Regions from separate parts of the Homo sapiens genome. Here region 1 is linked to region 2. A link is an interaction called in ENCODE POLR2A ChIA-PET data of the cell type or tissue named here. Cell type or tissue: endothelial cell of umbilical vein. All regions are shown on one strand.

What was found. ChIA-PET counts read pairs that join two places held together with the same protein. Peaks named below come from ENCODE experiments on the same cell type or tissue, not always from the same donor. Only the 100,000 strongest peaks of a DNase experiment are listed, where the experiment ranks them.
Region 1: POLR2A ChIA-PET joins it to region 2 with 5 read pairs; 2 of 35 experiments call an interaction of 5 or more read pairs at or near these places.

What each region holds. Positions count from the first base shown.
Region 1 is chr12:6,478,491-6,483,490 of GRCh38, reverse strand. It overlaps the pseudogene PKP2P1. Among named protein-coding and RNA genes, the nearest start is that of VAMP1, 10 kb to the right of the region's middle. In endothelial cell of umbilical vein, no CTCF peak of the experiment used is centred here; no DNase peak of the experiment used is centred here.
Region 2 is chr12:6,037,452-6,042,451 of GRCh38, reverse strand. All of the region lies in intron 18 of VWF (von Willebrand factor), which reads left to right. It overlaps SNORA120 (small nucleolar RNA, H/ACA box 120), which reads left to right and starts at 2,269; the gene lies at 2,269-2,415. In endothelial cell of umbilical vein, CTCF peaks have their summits at 2,231 (motif pointing right) and 4,146 (motif pointing right); DNase peaks (open chromatin) are centred at 2,261 and 4,171; H3K27ac peaks cover 634 bases.

The DNA.
Region 1 (5,000 bases), 440 kb before region 2:
GGTCTTGAACTCCTGACCTCAAGTGATCTGACTGTCTTGGCCTCCCAAAGTGCTGGGATTACAGCCATGAGCCAATGTGTCCGGCCAATTAATCTATTTCCTTTCTCTTTCTTTTTTTTTTTTTTTTTTTTGAGACTGAGTCTCACTCCGTCGCCCAGCTAGAATGCAAAGGTGCAATCTTGGCTCACTGCAACTTCTGTCTCCTGGGTTCAAGCAATTCTCCTGCCTCCTGCCTCAGCCTCCCAAGTAGCTAGTATTACAGGCACGAGCCACCATGCCCAGTTAATTTTTGTATTTTTAGTAGAGACTGGGTTTTGCCATGTTGGCCAGGCTGGTCTCGAACTCCTGACCTCAAGTGATCCGCCCACCTCTGCCTCTCACAGTGTTGGGATTACAGGCTGCATCTCTGAATTTGTCTATTTGGACATTTCATATAGATGGAACAATATTCCAGTCTTTTGTGACTGGCTTCTTTCATTTAGCATAATGTTTTCAAGGTTTATCCATGTTGTTGCATATGTTAGTAGTACTTCAGTTTTGGGGTTTTTTTGCTTGTCTTAAGAAATGGGGTCTTTCTCTGTCACTCAGGCTGGAATGCAGTGGTACCATCACAGCTCACTGCAGCCTCAAATTCCTAGGCTCAAGCAATCCTGTCTCAGCCTCCCAAGTAGCTGGGACTATGAGTACAAACTACCATGCCCAGCTAATTTATTTTTTGTAGAAACAGGGTCTTGCTAGGTTTTCCAGTCTGTTCTCTAACTCCTAGGTTCAAATGATTCTCCTTGCCTCAGCTTCCTGAGTTGCTGAGATTACCGGTGTGAGCCACTGGGCCTGTCCTACGATGGCCTCTATCACTGCTGCAATTTAATTTAGTATGGAAATACTCAATGCTATTTAAAAAAAATAGATATGAGGAATGAAAGCGAAGAGATCAAACTGTGATTATTTACAGATAATTTGATTGTCATTGACTAAAACAGACAGGAATTTTTTTTTTTTTTAGACGGAGTCTCACTCTGTCCCCCAGGCTGGAGTGCAATGACATGATCTAGGCTCACTGCAACCTCCGCCTCCCGGGTTCAAGTGATTCCCCTGCCTCAGCCTCCCGAGTAGCTGGGACTACAGGTGCGTGCCACCACGCCCGATTAATTTTTTGTATTTTAGTAGAGACAGGGTTTCACCATGTTGGTCAGGCTGGTCTCCAACTCCTGACCTCGTGATCTGCCCACCTCGGACTTCCAAAGTGCTGGGATTACAAGCGTGAGCCACCGTGCCCAGTCCAGATAGGAATCTTTTTTTTTTTTGTCTCCTTTTGTATTTAATATTATTGAAGACTCTATTAATGTCTTAAAAAACACAAAAAGTTCTTGAACATACATTTATTATCTGGAGGAATGAATGCACTCCAAATGCTTATTATCAGAACTCTGGAAAAAGACATATAAATTCTCTCCAGTATTTTAAAAATTGGTATCTAAATTTCATTTTGAACTAGGTTAGTTACCTAAGCTATCTTCATTCAGCTTTTAAAACTGAAAAAAAATTTAAGTTTCAAATATAATAAAGACTTAAGTACATATTCAACATTTATTTTCTATTACACTTTTCTGGCCAAAAGGAGTTGAAGAGTTTTTTTCCTTATCTTACTTATGACAAACGTTGTCAGATTTAAAAAAAAAAAAACAAAATATAACAGAATAGTAGTTGTGAAGACTAACTCTATATGAATGGTTTTAATCATAATGCAGTTAAAATAACATTTAATATAGATTCATTTCACTGGATGATGTCACCTTTTAAAACACCAGTATTTCTCATATCATTTCTGTATGGTCTTGACACATTCTTATATCTTCTTCAACATGACTTCTTCACTTTTTTCTCTAGAGTTTTCTTGAATTAAAATAATGGCTTGAAGAAGATCATATGAGATTTAGTGGCCCTGTGATATTTCTTAAATGCTGGGCAAAGCTGGTTGATAATGTAACTCATTAAAATGAGCTGTATTTTCAGTGCCCCAGGCTGGCCGGGCAGTCTGATAGAAGGCCTTAGTTCCTCTTGCAGATAAAGACTAGAGTCCATTCTTCCACTAGTCCAGGGCAGTGGCCTAAAAAATACAGAAGGCCCGGTGCGGTGGCTCACACCTATAATCCCAGCACTTTGGGAGGCTGAGCCGGGCGGATCATGAGGTCAGGAGTTCAAGACCAGCCTGACCAACATGGTGAAACCCTGTCTCTACTAAAAATACAAAAAAATTAGCCAGGCGTGGTGGTGCACGCCTGTAATCCCAGCTACTCAGGAGGCTGAGGCAGGAGAATCACTTGAACCAGGGAGGCGGAGGTTGCAGTGAGCCAAGATTGCACCACTGCACTCCAGCCTGAGCTCCGTCTAAAAAAAAAAAAAAAAAAAAATGTCCAGGAAAGGCATTACACGGAATGCCATTGTTTAGAAGAGATTTGGATTTAATGGTGTTGTTATAGGTAAAGTATTTCCGGAGCAAAAATCTCATTCATTCAGTGTTTGGGGGAAGGTTAAACTTTATAATCACAGTTGCCTTTCTCTGGGGAAAAGATTTATTTTTATTTTTATTTATTTTACTTTAAGTTTTGGGAGAAAAAGGTTTCTTTAATTTGCTATGATCACTTCCTCTCAATTTCTTTTTCTTACAGTCATGCATACTCTGTAATCTAAATTTCTTAAGTTTATTTAAAAATCAGAGGAAAAAAACCTAAGGAGATAAAAACGAGCACAAAGTAAACAAAGAAACAAATAATTTTGCCATTATACTTTCTCCTGGATAACTGCAGATATTTCTTGTCATTTCCATTCTGTTTCAACACTACAGAACAATATACTCATGGCCCAATGGTGAAGCAATGTGCACATGAGTGACAAAACATGGGAACTAGAAAAGGAATATAAATGTAAATCAAGCTTTTAAAATCCCAGTAATGCAACAACTTCTTTCCTTATTTATTGGATCAAAGTCCATTCCACATGAATTCACATTTTGGTTCCAGGAGGCCATGCACCATAAGCCCTAATAACAAAGACCACTATTTGTAGAGCCTGTGACCAGTATCTACTGGTGGCAAGCTTGCAAAAGTCTTCTGGAAGACTCATAAGATTATGTTGTACTTGTTTTCTGGATTCGGGGGACCATGGAAATAGAAAATGATAGAAACGAGGCATGCTTTTGAGGTTTCTTGGGCTGGGTAGTAGAAAAATAGGTGTTTTCCTGTGGGATTTTTTTGCAGCTGAGAATACTTCGTCATTTTCCTCAGTCTTTAAGGGAGTGGTAGGCTTTGACAGTCCAGCTGTTGACAAAATCTGTCTTCTTAAACTGAGCCTTCTTGTAGGCATGATGGAGTTCCGTGTGTGCCTACAGAGAATACAGGAGGATGGAAGCAGCTTTACTTGCTTTGTTGGAGGCATAGGCATCGCCTGCACTGATGGTCATAATTTTCTGGATGCCCCCGGTATTCGGAAGGCGCTGTGCATTCTGGTAACTGTTTTGGATTACGTTGTTCAACATGTAACAGGCAGAGGCTGTAGTTTCAATGAGAAGGTCAGTACTCGGGACTGTATCAGGAATGATGGAGACCAAACTGGGGAGAGTTTCTTTGGCAATTTTATTCTGCAGAGAAAGATTCTGGGACAGATTCCTCAGCAGCAAGTTGGCTGTCTTTTTCACACTTGGGTCACTGACATGCACCATCTTTCGGGTGTGCTGCAGGCCATTTTCCTTCTGGACGACTGTCTGAGCCACTGATGTCGGCATTGGTCCACTTCCGGCTGTGAGGTTCTGGAGAGCGCCTAAGGAGGCTTCCTGTGTGTAGTTTGGGACACTCTTGGCGATCAAGGACAGATACATCCTTATCACAATGGAGTGTCACAGCCACTCCACGCCCTTGGGGTTGCTCTTTTCCTCTGGCATCGGCATGTCCTAGTATTGCTCTTTTAGTTTCCTGCTTCGACTGCCAAAACATCCAATACTTTTGTTGTTAGTCTGGACATTTGGGTTTTGAATATAGATATTCTGGGAATATTTCTCTGGGAGCTCTACCTCCAGCTGGTAGGAGAGGTTATGAAGAATGTGCACACAATTCTCCGTGGCCTTGTCATCTGGCTGGTAATCCGCAATGGTTCCTCTGACATAATGGACCAGTGAGTCAATGAGTCGGTCACATCTTCTCATTGCTTTTCTCCTATCAGGGCCAGCAGCACTCATGTTTCTTAGACATCCAGTGGGTTGTAGACTGTGTCAAAATCGAGCAAACCATTCGCTTTTGGGTAGTCTCCTTCAGGCCATCCAGAAAAGGAGATGATTATATTCTCGGTCAGCATAAGCAATGCTTCTGTTATCATGAGATTCTTGAGTTTGTCATTAGATGACAAATTCCACAGCAAACCTGTTAGTTGTTTTTTAGTCTCCAAGACTCTGGTTTGCTTCAGCACCTGGAGCAGCCGAGTTACCCCATTTAGTTCAGCCACCTCCAATTTGTTGTCATTGTCTTCAAATAGTAAGTTTCTCAAGGCCCCCCACACAGCTCGCTGAACATCTTCATTCTGAACTTTTAGGAGCTGCAGAAGCTTGGGGATGCCACAAAACTGGTTAACCCTCTTCCCAGCTTCAGATTTCTGGAAGCACTCGTGCTGTATGAAAGTGGCTGCGGCAGAAATCCTGGACGGCGGCATCTGGTCTGCATCGAGCATACTCCCTGCTCGCTCCAGAGTCATCTCCATGTCTGCATTCCCCAGCTGGGAGTCAGTGCTTCTCTGGGTGAGAAGATTCCCACTTCCCCCTGCCGCTGCCTGGCCGACGGTCAAGTGCGCTCTCCTCCCGCTGGAATCCACGGCAACACTGGGCCCAGCTTTCCTCGGTGTGCGGGTGCTGTGGAAGGAGCTCCGGTGCCAGGAGGACCTGGAAGCCCTGTTCTGAGTGAGGGGCCGCAGGGGCACCAGCGGCCTGACCTGGCCGACGGTGAGCCCTGCCCTCA
Region 2 (5,000 bases):
ACGGGACACGTGTTCTTGGCCATAACACAAAGAAAATGGAGCTGGGCCTGGAAACACCCTGTTTGGGCCCATCTGATGGTGCAGACATCATCCCTCGGGGTGTTCCTCTGTCCAGTCTGTCCCTTGTGAAGGGGCAGGGTTGTGGGATGTCACTAAGGGCTTGGGGAAGGGGTCACGGATTCTGCATTCTTCTGAGGACTTGACAGGGGAAAGGGAAGTGGCTTTTTCCCGGGGGCAGATCTGCGGGGGGCAGAAAGAGCAGGAATGGGGTGCAGAGGGCAGACCCGTCAGGCCAGGCTTCCCTGCTTTCCCACTCCATGCTCTTGTGCAATCCTTCAGTCTTTACCGGAAGCCCAGTCACCTCATGTGTTACGTAGACACCGAATTCCTGTTCTGCCTCCATGATGCATGGCTGTGGGCCCCAAGGAGATGTGTGTGAAAGCACTTTAAAGCCAGAGAGTTCTACAGAAGTGTAGGAATAGCTTTCATTGTTGTTTCTGTAACTATCCAAGGCTGTCTCAGAGGCTGCACCCATCAGTTCTTCCTGCTGTCCATAGGAGAGACCTGTAAAGGATGCTTTTTCTTAGATTTCCAGCCTGCTGTGGACCCATGCTTTTGTAAATACAATAAAAATGAATTCTCATAAAAATAAAACAAAAGCAATGACAAAAATAATATGATCCCACCCAACTAAAAAATATTTTCAGCTGGGCGCAGTGGCTCACGCCTGTAATCCCAGCACTTTGGGAGGCTGAGGCGGGCGGATTACGAGGTCAGGAGATCGAGACCATCCCGGTAACACGGTGAAACGCTGTCTCTACTAAAAATACAAAAAATTAGCTGGGCGTGGTGGCGGGCGCCTGTAGTCCCAGCTACTTGGGAGGCTGAGGCAGGAGAATGCCGTGAACCCAGGAGGCGGAGGTTGCAGTGAGCTGAGATTGCACCACTGCACTCCAGCCTGAGCGACAGAGCGAGACTCCGTCTCAAAAAAAAAAATTTCTTTTTTTTTTAAAAATTTTTTTGAGACGGAGTTTTGCTCTGTCACCCAGGCTGCAGTGCAGTGGCATGGTCTCGGCTCACTGCAACCCCCACCTCCCAGGTTCTAGTGATTCTCCTGCCTCAGCCTTCTGAGTAGCTGGGATTACAGGCGCACACGACCACACCCAGCTGATTTTTGTATTTTTAGTAGAGATGGGGTTTTGCCGTGTTGGCCAGGCTGGTCTCGAACTCCTGACCTTAGGTGGTCTGCCTACCTCTGTCTCCCAAAGTGCTGGGATTACAGGTGTGAGCCACCATGCCCGGCCTTAAAAAATGTTTTCTTTCCTTTTTTTCATGATCCCTAAATCTAAACTCTTACTTCCCACTTTTTATGACATATAACAGACATAACATGACTCTGCCAAATTTCCCTAAGATTTTCTAAACACTTTCTCTTAGTTTCTGTGCTTGCGTCCTCACAGGCTGGCCCTGGCCCAGGGAATGCACTTTGAGCAGCCCTGTTCTCAGCCGAAGATTGTCTCTCCTCCTCTAAGGTGCCTCTCAGTGTCCACCGTATGCCCAGAAGCACCTGTTTGAAAATATTGGCGGGGGCAGAGAAAGAACCCCTCTCTTTCTGGTTTGTCCCAGGCCTGGCACCTGCTTAGAGCAGAGGTTTTCTGGTTGACCCCACAAGCTGCAGGCTGTATCTGCTCCTGCCATCGTGCAAAGGTCTCCTGGCATGGGAATGAGGAGGATGGGGGTCCCTTTGCTAAGTGGTCCGCACCGTGATAAATGAAGGGCAGAGAAACCGCCTGGAAACGGCATGGTATCGGAACCTCACACTTCCAGGTTTGAATCCTGCCTCCTAACATCTACTTAAGTGAGTGGCAAGTCACTTAACATCTTGGCGTCTTAATTTTCTTATCTGTAAAACTGGCTTGCAGGCTGTTGGGAAGACTGGAGATGAGAGCAGCGAGCACATGGGAGGTGCTTAGTGAGTGGTGGTTTAATGACCACTAACTATTACAGTAAGTTCGTGGTGGGAAACGGTGAATCCTGCCATGAACAGAGATGCTGCAGGGAATTAGCACACACAGGAGCATCTTTTTAGATCCCAGTGTTCACTTTCTGAGACCTGCCGGATCGATAAAATGAGGGGGTTGTGCTGGAAGATCTCCCAGGTATTTTTCTCTAGTTCAGAAATTCTTGGAGCCATGCTTGCCTGAAGCATCCATCTCTTTAAGTTAGAATATTACCTGCTACCACCACTAGGTGACAGCAAAGCACAACTCACTGCCCTGCTCACCCTTCCTGAGTCCGGCGGCAAGGGTAACTCTGGGAGCATCGTAGAGGGCAGAGAAGAAGAAACCCTGAGGTCCCATTATGTCAGCCCCTTCTATCACACGGGAGGAGACTGAGGACAGAAAGGGAACAGAGCCGGGTCAAGCCTTCATAGTTGTATAGTGGAAATTCTGGTCTCCTGACTCTGAGACCAGGGCTCCTGTAATCTGAAACACTTAGGCCTCTGTCTGGGAGATGCTGACTTCCCGTTTGAAACCTAGCAGCTACATCTCCCAAACTGCTGGTATTAGGAGCCTCTTGGTGGCGAGAAGTGTGGTTATGTCCCTGATCCCAGGATGTCCAGTTTCCTCACTGGCCCCATGTGAAGACTGAAGGAGTTGGGCACCACTTCTTAAAGTTCAGAGCTTGGGTTCAAGGGCCCATCCAGAGGCGGCCTCACATGTGGGCGTTGCACATTTTAAAAGATCCAAAGAAGGGCCTGTTTCAGAAATATCTCCTACATGGTCCATGATTTGTCACTCAGTCGGGCTTACTGAAATATAATAAGCAAAAATTCATTTTGGTTAACAAGCGAGAGGTTTAAAAAAAGCGGAACCTCATAAGTCTTCATAGGAGGAGTCATCACGCTCAGCAGGAGTGCTTTAATCAGATCACTCTCCTCCTCGCAAGCTTCTGGCTGAGTTCAGCTGCTTTGGCCTGAAAGTACTGATGGGGTAGGAGAATGAACGAGAGGCAGTTGGAAGGTAAAAAAGATTCTGGAGAGTGGGTCACGATGGTGTTCATGTATGGAGAGTTGGGGACAATGGGGCCTTTTCAGAGAAAGGTAACAAGACCAGTATTTTCCTACTTTATAATTTTCTTGGAGTGGACCAACACGTAGGACCACGTTCTCAGCCTGACCCCTTTCGGACTGAAGATGTCATGAGTTGGTGAGTGATGGGACGAGTATTTTTGCCAGGCTTTCTTCTGAAGTCTTCAGGGGACATTCATAGACTTTATCTTAGTAGCCTTTTGATGTCCCGAAGGGACAAACACTAGACGGAGGTGGTTCTCTTCATTTTAACTGTGAGGTTTAAGTGACTTGCCACAAAATTTGGCCAGGGACTGTTGTGCTGGCCTGCCCCGCCTCTCTGCACAGCTCCCCTCTGGGTCCAATCCATCCCCTAAATTACCCCTTTATTTCCAGGCCTATCTACCTCCATGAATTTCCACCTCCCTGAATGTCTTTGCCACTTTGGGATTCTCTGGGTGTTTTTAGCTGGGCTATTGTTACCTGCTCTTCTCTCCCAAGTCAGGAAGTCTCATGCTGTGTCCTGGAAACCCTTTCCTCTCATTGAAGATTATGTTTTGTCTCCTCTCCAGCTCTCTTATGACCTAACTCCACACCACTGTGGCCTTCATAGCAGTCCTCACTTAATATCAAGGTCCTATTATAATATTGCTGTCCATGAATTAATAACCTCCTCTTGCTAACACGAGTCGGCAGAGAGCAGCCACGTGGTTTGCAGTGGGTGCTCAGAAGGAGGAGGAGGTGGCGGCTGCAGTCATGGCATTGTTATCTCACACCTGAGCTGGGACTGGAGTGTTCTGTCCGCTGGAGGAGGGCTGGGCTTCCATAGACCCACACCTGGGTGACAGGAGGCATGGTGGGTTGTCCCATGGGTTGAATATCATGGCGAGAGGTAAAAACATGCAGCATGCAGACCAAGAGGCCTGGGAGCCCCCAGCCCGGCCTGCCCAAGGGTGAGGGGCAACATGTGCTGCTGAGGTAAGGGGAGCCTGGCTCTGTTTCCTGGAGTCCGTCCCTGCACTTCTGTCCCACATGGTATTTGCCACAAGGAGGCGTATTATCTGGTTTCCGTTGACTGTAAGGCATCCGTGGGATACCTCAGTCATTCTTATAGCAGCCACTAGGTGGTGGGCCTCAGGCTTAAGTCAGAGCTGACACTGGACGGGGCGATGTGGACATGAACCCTAATTGTGACAGAGGCTTTGAATGCTCTGCTAGAGAGAGGTTTTTCAGCCCTGCCAGCTCCTACCAAGGTGCCATCTTCCCTACTGGGTGCTTAAGCTCATTCCCTCCCAAGAACAGTGGTTCCGGGAGGTAAGAGCTACCAAGAGTGGGGTCAACCTGCATCTTATGCCCTGCACTGTCATCCTGACCCATCAGCTGGGCTTCCAGAGATGCGGGAACACCTCCTGAGGTTGGGTGAAGATGACATTAAGCAGTGGAGGATTCTTCCTATTTCCCTCCCCCCAACCGCCCCAACACACACATGCTCACATACGATTCTAGCCTGGGTCCTTGAAAGCCCTTTGTTCAGCCCAAGATTGCCCTGTTCCCAGGGATTTGTCCAGCTCCAGGCCTGGGAGCTCAGACTTGTCTGGGGAGTGACTGGGTCACGTGGAGCTGGAACTGTTCAGACCAGGAGCTTCTCGCCCTGCAGGGAGCTCTGGAGCCAAGGTGCCACAGTCCTTCACCTGGGGGTGACCCAGGCCTCTTTGAGAACCCCCAAGGCTAGGCCACACCAGGACAGGCACCCAGGGCTGCCCCTTGGAGTCGGGACAGAAGCGTGTCTGCATGTTGAGCTCAGAGTGGGTTTGGCTGACTCTTCTGGGGCTGGTAGTTCTTAGTTCTTTTATTTTCTCAGCCCCAACAGACCGGAGGAATACAACATGCTCACGAAAGTAGTTTCCCGAGGGGTGACGACGGGGAAGTA